Linked DNA regions of Homo sapiens: region 2 is linked to region 1. A link is a contact called in ENCODE Hi-C data. All regions are on one chromosome and are shown on one strand. Each heading gives the region's core, a stretch centred on a gene start or an enhancer-like site at or near the end of the contact. The rest is flanking DNA. Distances are from core to core; before and after follow the strand shown.

Evidence for each region. A loop is a pair of places that touch in the nucleus more often than their neighbours do. Pooled maps may share reads with other maps.
Region 2: a loop to region 1 is called in a map of CD8-positive, alpha-beta T cell, with 9 times the contacts of the local background. The contact joins the promoter of EXO1 here to the promoter of COX20 in region 1. A Hi-C loop is called at or near these places in 1 of 168 maps with a recorded cell type or tissue (CD8-positive, alpha-beta T cell), 1 of 37 single-sample maps with no recorded cell type and 6 of 50 pooled maps.

What each region holds. Positions count from the first base shown.
Region 1 is chr1:244,832,837-244,837,957 of GRCh38, reverse strand. It overlaps COX20 (cytochrome c oxidase assembly factor COX20), which reads right to left and starts at 2,300. Exons shown (of 4, transcript NM_198076.6): 1 at 2,202-2,300. The coding sequence starts at 2,243. RefSeq lists silencers at 1,947-2,236, 2,277-2,326, 2,567-2,906 and enhancers at 2,407-2,526, 3,067-3,126, 3,630-4,389.
Region 2 is chr1:241,845,559-241,850,605 of GRCh38, reverse strand. It overlaps EXO1 (exonuclease 1), which reads right to left and starts at 2,402. Exons shown (of 16, transcript NM_130398.4): 1 at 2,253-2,402; 2 at 1,579-1,875; 3 at 1,390-1,494; 4 at 20-197. The coding sequence starts at 180. RefSeq lists an enhancer at 2,367-2,706.

The DNA of each region.
Region 1 (5,121 bases), core at 1,051-3,550:
TACTCATAAAAATGTGTATCAGATGACTATAATAAGTCCTCTGTAGCCTCCGATTATGCTCAGAATCCTTACCATTGCTCCAAAGGCCCTACATGATCCCATGCTCTTTCATATCCTACTCTTGTCCACTAGTCCAGGTACAGTGGCCTTGCCATTCTAACAAGCCGAGATGGTTATTACCGAACGAACACATGCTGCCTTTCTCCTGGATCTTTGCATGACTGGCTCAGTAGAAGTCTTGCTTATTGATTCCTCCAGTAGAATGTCAGCTCCTTAAAGGGATTTTTCCTGTCTTGATCAGTCTAGTACCTCGTTCAGTGTCTAATACTCAGTAGGTACTCTAAATATTTTTTGAATGGGTGAATTAAGAATTTACCTGAATGTGAATTTACCTGTATGTACCAAATTTCACATTTTAAAGTTTCTTAAAGGACAAGAATGTGGCAGAGGACAGTTTTTAGGGGCTAGTTCTATCAAGGTATGCCAGCTTGGTAACTCCCATTTTTACTTTAGGTTTGCTAATTCTTATAATAAAATAATCCTCCCTGGGTTGTGCTGGAATGATCACTGACAAATTCTTTTAAAAAAAATAACCGCAGGCTTCCTTTCTGACAGCACCTTGGGCTGTTAATTCATCATAGCTTCTATTAATTTAATTAGCTTTTTGATGGGCTCTGATAGGTACTACTGTTTCATGAGCAATTTTTGTTTTTTTGGCCTCCCACCTCTGACTGTGCTCGGTTTGAGGCTTATAACTATCTTCATTTCAACAACTACAGTATTGTTTTGCTACTTACTGATGGGCCAGTTAAATAGGTCAATGTTGATCCTCTTTTAAGTTTTTTTTTTTTAATTTCCAATGGATTAAACCACCTTTATGACCTTTAAAAACAGCAGTTATCTCCTACCAAAAGTCCCATTCAGGATTCCAGTGTTTATCACAAAACTGAATCTAGGATTTACTGTGTGTATGCAAAGATCTTTTTTTTTTTTTAAACACTAAGCTTATTCCAGATGGGCAGTGTATGGGACAGTAAAAACAGATAAGGCACCAGTAGTACGTAAACTGACAACCTGTTGGATATTAAGTATGAAAACAATTTATACAATATTTGTTAATATTAACCATATGATCTGATGTCATGGCCAAATTTGGATGGAAGCCCACCAGAGAAGCAAGCAAGAGCAAGAAGTGAGCAGAATTTCCAAGCTGGGAGAATATCTTAAGTATATATTAGGAGCCATTTAGCACACAGTGGGTCTTCTATAAATATTTGCTCGTGATTAGCCAATGTTACGATCTCCCTAGTTTATATTAAACTTTTTTCCTCTTGCATTATTCTTTTCTGAATACCTGTTCTGCCCTGAGGATATAAATTAGGTTCCCTGCTCTTAATAAGGAGCCCAGGAAAAGAGGAAAACAAGATCATTTATTACCTTCCAATATGATAAATGTAACGACGTACAAGATGCCTGGGAAGATGGGGAAAGTACGTAAGTCAGCTTTGGTGAAACACAGGAGCCCTTCCAGGGAGAGCGCTTGGTTTAGCTTTACTATACCAAGAATTTGGGTTTTATCCTTAAAGAGATAGGATGGGCTGCTACGACTGGATGTTAGGCAGAGGAATGAAAACTGTCCAGTTTACAGGCTGGAAAGGGCCAGCGGACAATAGTGGAAGGTGGATTCAGGAGAGTATGGAGACAGGGACACCAGCTAGGGAGGCTACTGGTGATGGGGAAGAAATCTTAACCCTTCATCTCATCGTAGTACAATCAAGTCATCCCTCAGCAATTACTCCTATGTTAAATGTGATGAATACAACGTGTTAAAGACAAGGCACCTGTCCTCAACGGAGCTTTAATCTCTACTATTAGCCTTTACTAACAAATTACAGTGCAGTGCCCTTAGCAGCAAAATTTTCTCGCCAAAGATTCAGTATTGTTAGCTTATTTCATAATGACCTGTAGTAAGTCATTAGTACTACTGGTCCCCTCCTCCCCCTAGTTTTGGTCAATTTTGTCCCGGCCACTTAGATTAAAATGTTGGAGGCTTGGGATAAGGACTAGGAACAGTTAAAATAGTTTCAAGCCCATGGGTGGCAGAGAAGCCAGTGACACGTGCTCCGGGCCTAGGAGCTCCGCGGAGAACGTCCTTACCCACCGCCCACCCGCGGCGCGCGCCCCGCCGACCCCCAGGTTACCTTCCTCTCCTCGGGCTCACCGGGCTCCGGCGGGGCGGCCATGAGGACTACTCCGCGACTCCACCCGCCCTGCACCGCCGGGGTCGCGGAAGCAGAAGCCCGGCTGGCCGCGCCCCTCCCCGTCCCGCCCCCACGCGCCGCCGCCTCCCGCCCTGTTCCGACGCGCCGGCCGCCATTTTAGGGAATGTTCCTAACGCTCCGCAGTGGCCGCACGGGGCCGGGCTGTCATGTCCTTTGTTCCGTCGAACGGGTCACACTTTCTTCCAAGCTCGGCACACAGCCTGCAGGGGCGGGAGAGCGGAAGGAGATGGGTTCGGAAAACAAACCGACTCCTAGATTCCTGGCGAGGTGGGGGCGTAACCGAGCCAGACAGCCCCGCTTCCCGCGCCAGCCCCCTGCTCCGCCCCAACCGCCATTTCTAACCGTCTCCGGCGCGCGTGCTCACACGCACGAGCCTCGGGCGCGCGCCGAGGGGCGGGGCCGCTGCTTTGTCCTGCGGGGTGGGCCCCACCGCGGGGGTCGGCCCGGCCCCAGCCCCCAGCCCGCCCCAGCCCACCGACCCGGAAGGCGCTCCGCGCTGGCTCGGCGGCCCTCGTCCCCTAAGTGTCCTTTGTCCTTCCGGCCACGGGACGAGCCCTTGGTGCCGGGGCAGCCCCACTCTGCACCAGCAGCCATTTAGTCCCCCGCGCCTGCCTTGCGCAAACGGGGCTCCCACGCCCACCCCACTTCCTCCCTTTTATAGTTTCATTACTAAGTGGCTTTAACATAGAACCGCGCAGTTCGCCTAAAGGAGACTGGGGACAAAATGGAGGGAGCAGCTCGCTAATGAACATGCGTCAGCACGTTGGTGTCCGCGGAGAGGGCGCGCGTGTGGCGAAGTCTTCCGGCGTCCCCGAAGGAAAAATGCCTCTGCAACGTGCATTTTTGATGTGAAGTCGTGTTCCACGTTTCACTCCTCCCTAAGACTGCGACATAACGTGAAACAAAATACTGCATATTGTCGAGCTCAATGGAGAACGCGTGCATGCAGGGTCGAGCCCATTTTTCAGCCATCAAAATAATACAATGCAATTTTTTCTAGTATTTATAATTTTTCCCCTTTAACTTTATGCCTCCTTTATGTACTTCTACATTTCACGTTTAGGTTATATGTAACCTAAGGGCACTCCTTAGGAAACTGGACTTGTAGAATATGTCATTGTGCAAAGTCATGCTGCTTCGAATTATGCTGCGCGCTGGCACACAGCAAGCGCTCAGTGTTAACGATGTCGAATTCATATTAAGTACTGTTCATTGGGCGTTTTCTTACTCCGTAAGGACCTTACTTGCATGCCCATTTGATACCTTTCTACAATCCCAGTAAAATACACAGTTAAGGTTGTGTATTTATGTGTCACATTTTTTTTTTTGAGGTTTTTTTTTGCGGGGGCGGGGGGGGTTTTTTTGTTTTTGTTTTTGAAATTGTAGTTAGAAACTACATACTGTGCCGGGCGCGGAGGCTCACGCCTGTAATCCCAACACTTTGGGGGCTGAGGCGGGCGGATCACGAGGTCAGGAGTTCGGGACCAGCCTGGTCAACTTGGTGAAACCTCGCCTCTACTAAAAATACAAAAATTAGCCTGGCGTGGTGGGGGGCGCCTGTAATCCCAGCTACTCGGCAGCCTGAGGAAGGAGAATAGCTTGAAAACGGAAGGCGGAGGTTGCAGGGAGCCGAGATCGTGCCACTGTACTCCAGCCTGGGAGAAAGAGCGAAACTCCGTCTGGGCGGGGGGAGAAACTACATACTGCTCTACTGTTTGCTAGGGAAAAGAAAAAAAGTCACCCTACTGGTGATATCCTGCCAATTCTGGATTCTCTGCTGAAATTATAATGCTAACTATGCTTTGAACTCCGGATCTGAAAGGCCGTGTTGAAGGTAGTAATATTCCATGAAGGAGGGGGAAATCCTTTTGAAGTCATTGTTGATTATGTTGTAAAAGGAAAACTGGAAAAGTACCAGCTAAAACACCACCGAGTCATCCTATTTTATTTTTATTATGACTTTGAAAATTTGCTAGAGTAGACATTGTTGGGGTCTATTTCATTTGTCTTTGAAAAGTATTTTCATAAGGATGATTTATTTTTTATTTTTTATTTTTTTTGAGACAGAGTCTCACTTTGTCGCTCAGGCTGGAGTGCAGTGGCGCAATCTCAGCTCACTGCAACCTCTGCCTCCCGGGTTCAAGTGATTCTCCTGCCTCAGCTTCCTGAGTAGCAGCTGGGATTACAGGCGCCTGCCACCACACCCGGCTAATTTTTGTATTTTTAGTAGAGAAAGGGTTTCACTATGTTGGCCAGGCTGGCCTCAAACTCCTGACCTCAGGTGATACGCCTGCCTCTGGTTTCCAGAGTGCTGGGATTACAGGCGTGAGCCACTGCGCCTGGCCTATTTTAAAATTTTTATTTTCACAAAATTGCATATAATATTTCCATTTTTAATTGTTTAACAGTTATAGAAAGGAAAGTAAAAATCTCAGTTCTTTCTCTCCTTTTTAAGGTAAATATAACTAACAGTTTGATGTCTCTCTTTTCAAACTCTTCTTTATCCTTCTTAAAAACAATTATTTGTAGAGACGGGAGGTGGGGGATGGTGTGTCACTTTGTTGCCCAGGCTGGTCTCAAACTCCTGGACTAAAGTGATCCTCCTGTCTCACCCTCCCAAAGTGCTGGGATTACAGACATGAGCTATGGCACCCGGCTTTTTCTTAATTAAATATTATTACACGAGGCCGGGCACGGTGGCTCATGCCGGTAATCCTAGCACTTTGGGAGGCCGAGGTGGGTGGATCAGCTGAGGTCAGGAGTTCAAGACCAGCCTGGCCAGCATGGCAAAACCCTGTCTCTACTAAAAATACAAAAATTAGCTGGGCATGGTGGCACA
Region 2 (5,047 bases), core at 1,153-3,652, 3.0 Mb after region 1:
ACATAAGGTCCAGACTTACCTATCAGTAGGTTCACCTTTGGCTAGTTTTTCAGCACAAGCAATAGCTCCTTTGTGAAGCCAGCAATATGTATCCACAGCTACTACCTGCCCTTTATACTTCCTCACATGGATGGGTTCTGAAGCTTCTTTGATAAATTGTAGCAATCCCTGTATCCCCATGGTGCCAAATTAACTACCTGATATGAAAAGAGACAGGGAGAACAGTAATATTTAAAGAAAAATACATTTATTAAAACATCTTAGACAAATGAAGAGAAAGCTTGGAGTCCAATGCAGAAATTGGTTTGTTGTTTTTTTTTTTTTTTGAGACGGAGTCTCGCTCTTTCGCCCAGGAGGGACTGCAGTGGCCTATATCGGCTCACTGCAAGCTCCGCCTCCCGGGTTCACGCCATTCTCCTGCCTCAGCCTTCCCAGTAGCTGGGACTACAGGCGCCCGCCACCGCGCCCGGCTAATTTTTTGTATTTTTAGTAGAGACGGGGTTTCACCATGTTAGCCAGGATGGTCTCGATCTCCTGAACTCGTGATCCGCCCGCCTCGGCCTCCCAAAGTGCTGGGATTACAGGCGTGAGCCACCGCGCCCGGCCAGAAATTGTTCAGATATTCAAGAATCACTGCTCTTTAATATTTTAGCTGGGCTCCTCCCTATCAAACAATTTCCATAGGGTAGAATTTACATTAATCACTAATACTACCTCTAATGCCACTTGACTGTTGCTTATTGTTTGTTTAGTCTTTCCAAAGTGCTTTTGCACTTTCACTCCTGACACATGCTTCAAGGAGCCAGGCACAAACAAAACCATGCATGCGATGGCATCGCATTGCCTCTACAAAGGGCATTAATCATAAGGGTCAACGTGCAAATTCAAATAGGAGTAGAAACTCAAAACAGTTTGTAGGAAGGTAAGTATTTCAATTAAAAAACAAAGGAAAAATTCAAAAAGAATTACAGAAATGATCCTGTACTTTTTTAGGACTGAAATTCACTGCTATTAGAACGCATTATTCTAAGCACGAACATTCTGGTAATAAACAGTGGTGGCGCCCAGGGGCAACTCCATCAGCCTCTCTGAAAGCTACCCTAAAGAACTGTGAAACTGCGTCTGCTATGCAAATACAGCTTCAAGACAAATGCTTTAACTTTCCACCCCCTTCCATTCCGGTTGCAGCCCCCTAAGCCCTTTCTATACAGAGATTCTGGAACTGTCACAACCCTTTCTGATGAAACGACCTCCCCCCACTCTACAATAAAAAGTCAGTAATGGGCACTGAGCAGTTGCTTAGCATTTCATAATACAAATCTCTCCTATCAAACGTTAAGTTTGGAAGGAAAGGAAGAAAGAAAGTACAGGATCAGGAGGCAGCTTTACCCTGTTGACACCTTATCAGAGCTCTAAAGGCTCTGGTCCAGCAGTTCTCAAATTTCAGAGGTTCTTAGACTCTCAACTCCACTCAGTGACTGGGATTCACTAGTTCTGCTGTGAATGAATTTTAAACAAAGCAGTTAATCTGGATGCAGGTGGTCCTCAAGCCACAGTTTCAGAAAAACAGTCTCTTACCTCTCAGATGATATCTAAAAAGAGTTTTCTCTCACTCCGAGGAAAACGGATATAATAGTTCATGAAATTTACATAAGTTTCTTCTGGGCCAGGCAAATATCCTCGAATAATTATTTCTTCTTTAGCGTAGTAAGAATGGCTGAGTGCGATAGTAAGAATGACTGTGTACATATCTCAGAGGTCGCATGTGGCACTCGAGGTAACAATAACAGCACCATCTTCACTTTATCCCTCTGTCTCGCGGAGATGTGCAGGCGTGGCCCCCAAGCCCATTCCAGACGACACGTTTCCTTAGGCCTGCAAAATATTATGGGAAAATGTACTTGTCAACATTTAAAGGTGGAGAGATTGCATGTAAAACCTGGACTGCCAGCTTCTGCGGAAAAATGAGGTAAGTCTGGCAACCCTGGCGCCTGCTCCAGCCCGGAATCGTCTGCTCTCTTATCTCCCTCCGTTCACTGAACTGCAGACCTCTGGTTGCCAGACGTCCCCTCGGAACAAAACACATACTCCACTCAGGCTAAGGGCTCCGCTGTTGGGTTGGGAAGATCACGCCAGACCCTCTCCTTCCCTTCCTGGAAGACCCGAATCCCGAGAGGAGGGTCGGAGGTGACGCGCAGGTCGACCCCCAAGGGAACCCACCCATTAGCCTCCGCACAGCCCGCTCCTCTCACCTTCCGAGAAGGGACTCTCCTCCTCCCCTTGAGCGGAGCCGATTGCGGTTGGAGAAACCCGCTCCGACGCCCCTAACTCACTGTGGCCAGAGCACCCACGGCCGGCAACGCAGAACACGGGTAACTTGCCTACACAGCGCGCGAAAGGCTGACCTTTCAATTTGCGCGGGTTCCTTGCGGCCCCGCCCAGAGGATGTGACGTCAACGCGTATCCCGCAACCCGGTTCCGCCTCCTGCGGCTTCCAACTCATAGGGTTGCGTCCTGAGCTCTCCGTCTCGCTGGGTAGACAGCGGCTCACTGCCATACGACTGCAGCCGCTGCTGCCGGCCCGAACTCCGTGCGGCTTCTTGAGGGCGCGAGTGGCACTGGCGCTGATGGCCGATGGTGAGCACCGCCTCGGAAGTTGGGAGTGTTTACACCCGCCGGGGCTGCTGGGCGTTGTAGTTCCCTCCTGGCTGCAGCCCCAGTTCTGGAGGCTGATGTTGAAAGAGCGCCGTCGCGCGTTGATGTTGAGGCTTTTCAAACCTGAAAAAGTTGCTCAGTCCCCCTCGGCGTCATCAGTCCCATCCTAATTCCTTCATTCTCTTTAAAACGCCCGGTTGCCTCTACAAATCGAAATTGAATTCAGTTCACGCTGGGTTCTTTTCCCCATTGCAGTAGTAGTAGTGATTAAAATCTGCCCCTACCATTTTACCTAGAACCCAGCTTCGTTTATTTTTGACATAAGTCGGGGAAAAATTAGCTATATAACAAGACCTTGAAAATGGGCCTTAGAGACAAAGACTTTAGAGGCATTTTGGACTTTCATGGTCACTTGTGGCTAGGTTTCCAATCCTCATAACACCCCAGACCTCGTCGCTGTCCTCTTAGGGATATTGTAATTTAAAAAATTGGAAGAAACCTTAGGCCAGACCACAAAGTAATGTTCTGGGCTCAAAGATCAATAGGAATGATAATGCAGACTCAATTCAAGGAATTGAAGGGGAAGAAGTGAGCACATTGTTAAACATGCTCCCCATTTGATTACGTTCTTTACATCTTTTCCTCTTTTAAAGTCTTTTTATGATCACTCTAACATCTATCATGCCAATTTTAAAGGCATCTATGATGCCTTAAATTTGTTACTAAAATTGTTGAAAAGGTGCCACATTTGGGGAATGTGTTTGGAAAAGCTGTGTTGCTTTCTCCCTGGTTCTGGTCTTTAGAGCTGGGACTAGGAGAGATGAGAAAAGTTATCTTCCCTCCCTCTTCCAAAGGCTATGGTAGACCTAACCCTAAACTAGCTTGGAGTGGACTCTTGGAGAAAGTGGGGGACAATTTCAAACTGCAGTAGATTAAAGAGGAACTTCGATGTGGGCAGCATGTGTTTGTAGAGAAGCCTTCTTACACTCATTGGACTATCCAGCTGTAGTAACTGCTTCAGTACCTAGAATCCAACCATGAATATATCACACATGGGGGTCTTAGGAAGGAACCCCAAAATCAAAAAGGTGTCCATTCCAGTGTCACTGGATCTGTCATAAAACTAACATGAGAGTTTGCTGCACTGTGAACGGCTCATGTATTTACTGTGAATTTGACTCCCAAGGTTTCAAACTGTATTCTTGGCTGCAGTGTTCAAAGACTAAAATTGGAAAAGAAAACACTAGTTACAATACATTTCACTAACAGAATATTTTTACTCTTTGGGAGGACAAAACCATTTGCATCAATGTGTGCAGTAATTTACTACTGCCTTAAGTGTGCCTGTCAGTTCCAGGTGGCATGGAGGCATAAAGAGATGTCCTGTGTCTTCAAGGAACTTAAGATCTAGTTCTGTAGACAAAACACATGTTTATGAGACAGTTAAGTCACAAATCATGATGGCATGTTATTAAATGCTGAAATAAATGGTATATCCCATATGTTTCCAGCTTAAGACTCAGTTCCAATGTTACCAGTTTCCAAATGTCTTCCCTAAGTTAGATATTTGTTTGATATGCACAAGCATTCTGTGATGGCTCTTTGGTCCTGACACTTCTCATATTCTCATTGTGTTTGAATTGTCTTTGCCCTTCAATAGACTGAAAACCTTTTGAGGTAGGGTTGCCAGATTTAGCAAATAATAACGTAGGACACCCAGAAATTTGAATTTCAGATGAACAACAGATAAATTTTTAATATATCTAATGCAATATTTGAGACATATACTAAAAGAAATCCCTGTTTATCTGAAATTTAAATTTATCTTGGCATTCTGTAATTTTATCTGGCAACCTTACTTTGAGGGCAGGGATTATGTCTATGAATTTTCACATCCCAGTAGCACTAGTGTTGATTTTAAACATTTCAAATGTGTGGACTAATACATGAATGTCCTAGGTATGGCACTATTATTATGGGTTTTCTGGGCTGCTCTTATCTTTATTTTTTTATTTTTTATTTTTATTTTTATTTTTTTTTAAGACAGAGTTTCGCTCCTGTTGCCCAGGCTGGAGTGCAATGGTGCGATCTCGGCTCACTGCAACCTCTGCCTCCTGGGTTCAAGCGATTCTCCTGCCTCAGCCTCCCAAGTAGCTGGGATTACAGGCATGCGCCACCACGCCTGGCTAATTTTGTATTTTAAGTAGAGACGGGGTTTCTCCATGTTGGTCAGGCTGGTCTCGAACTCCCAACCTCAGGTGATCCGCCCGCCTCAGCCTCCCAGAGTGCTGGGATTACAGGCGTGAGCCACCGTGCCCGGCCAGCTCTTATCTTTAAATACTGTATCTTGTTGAAATATCAGGTTGCCTGATTTTTAATTTGGAAGATACTG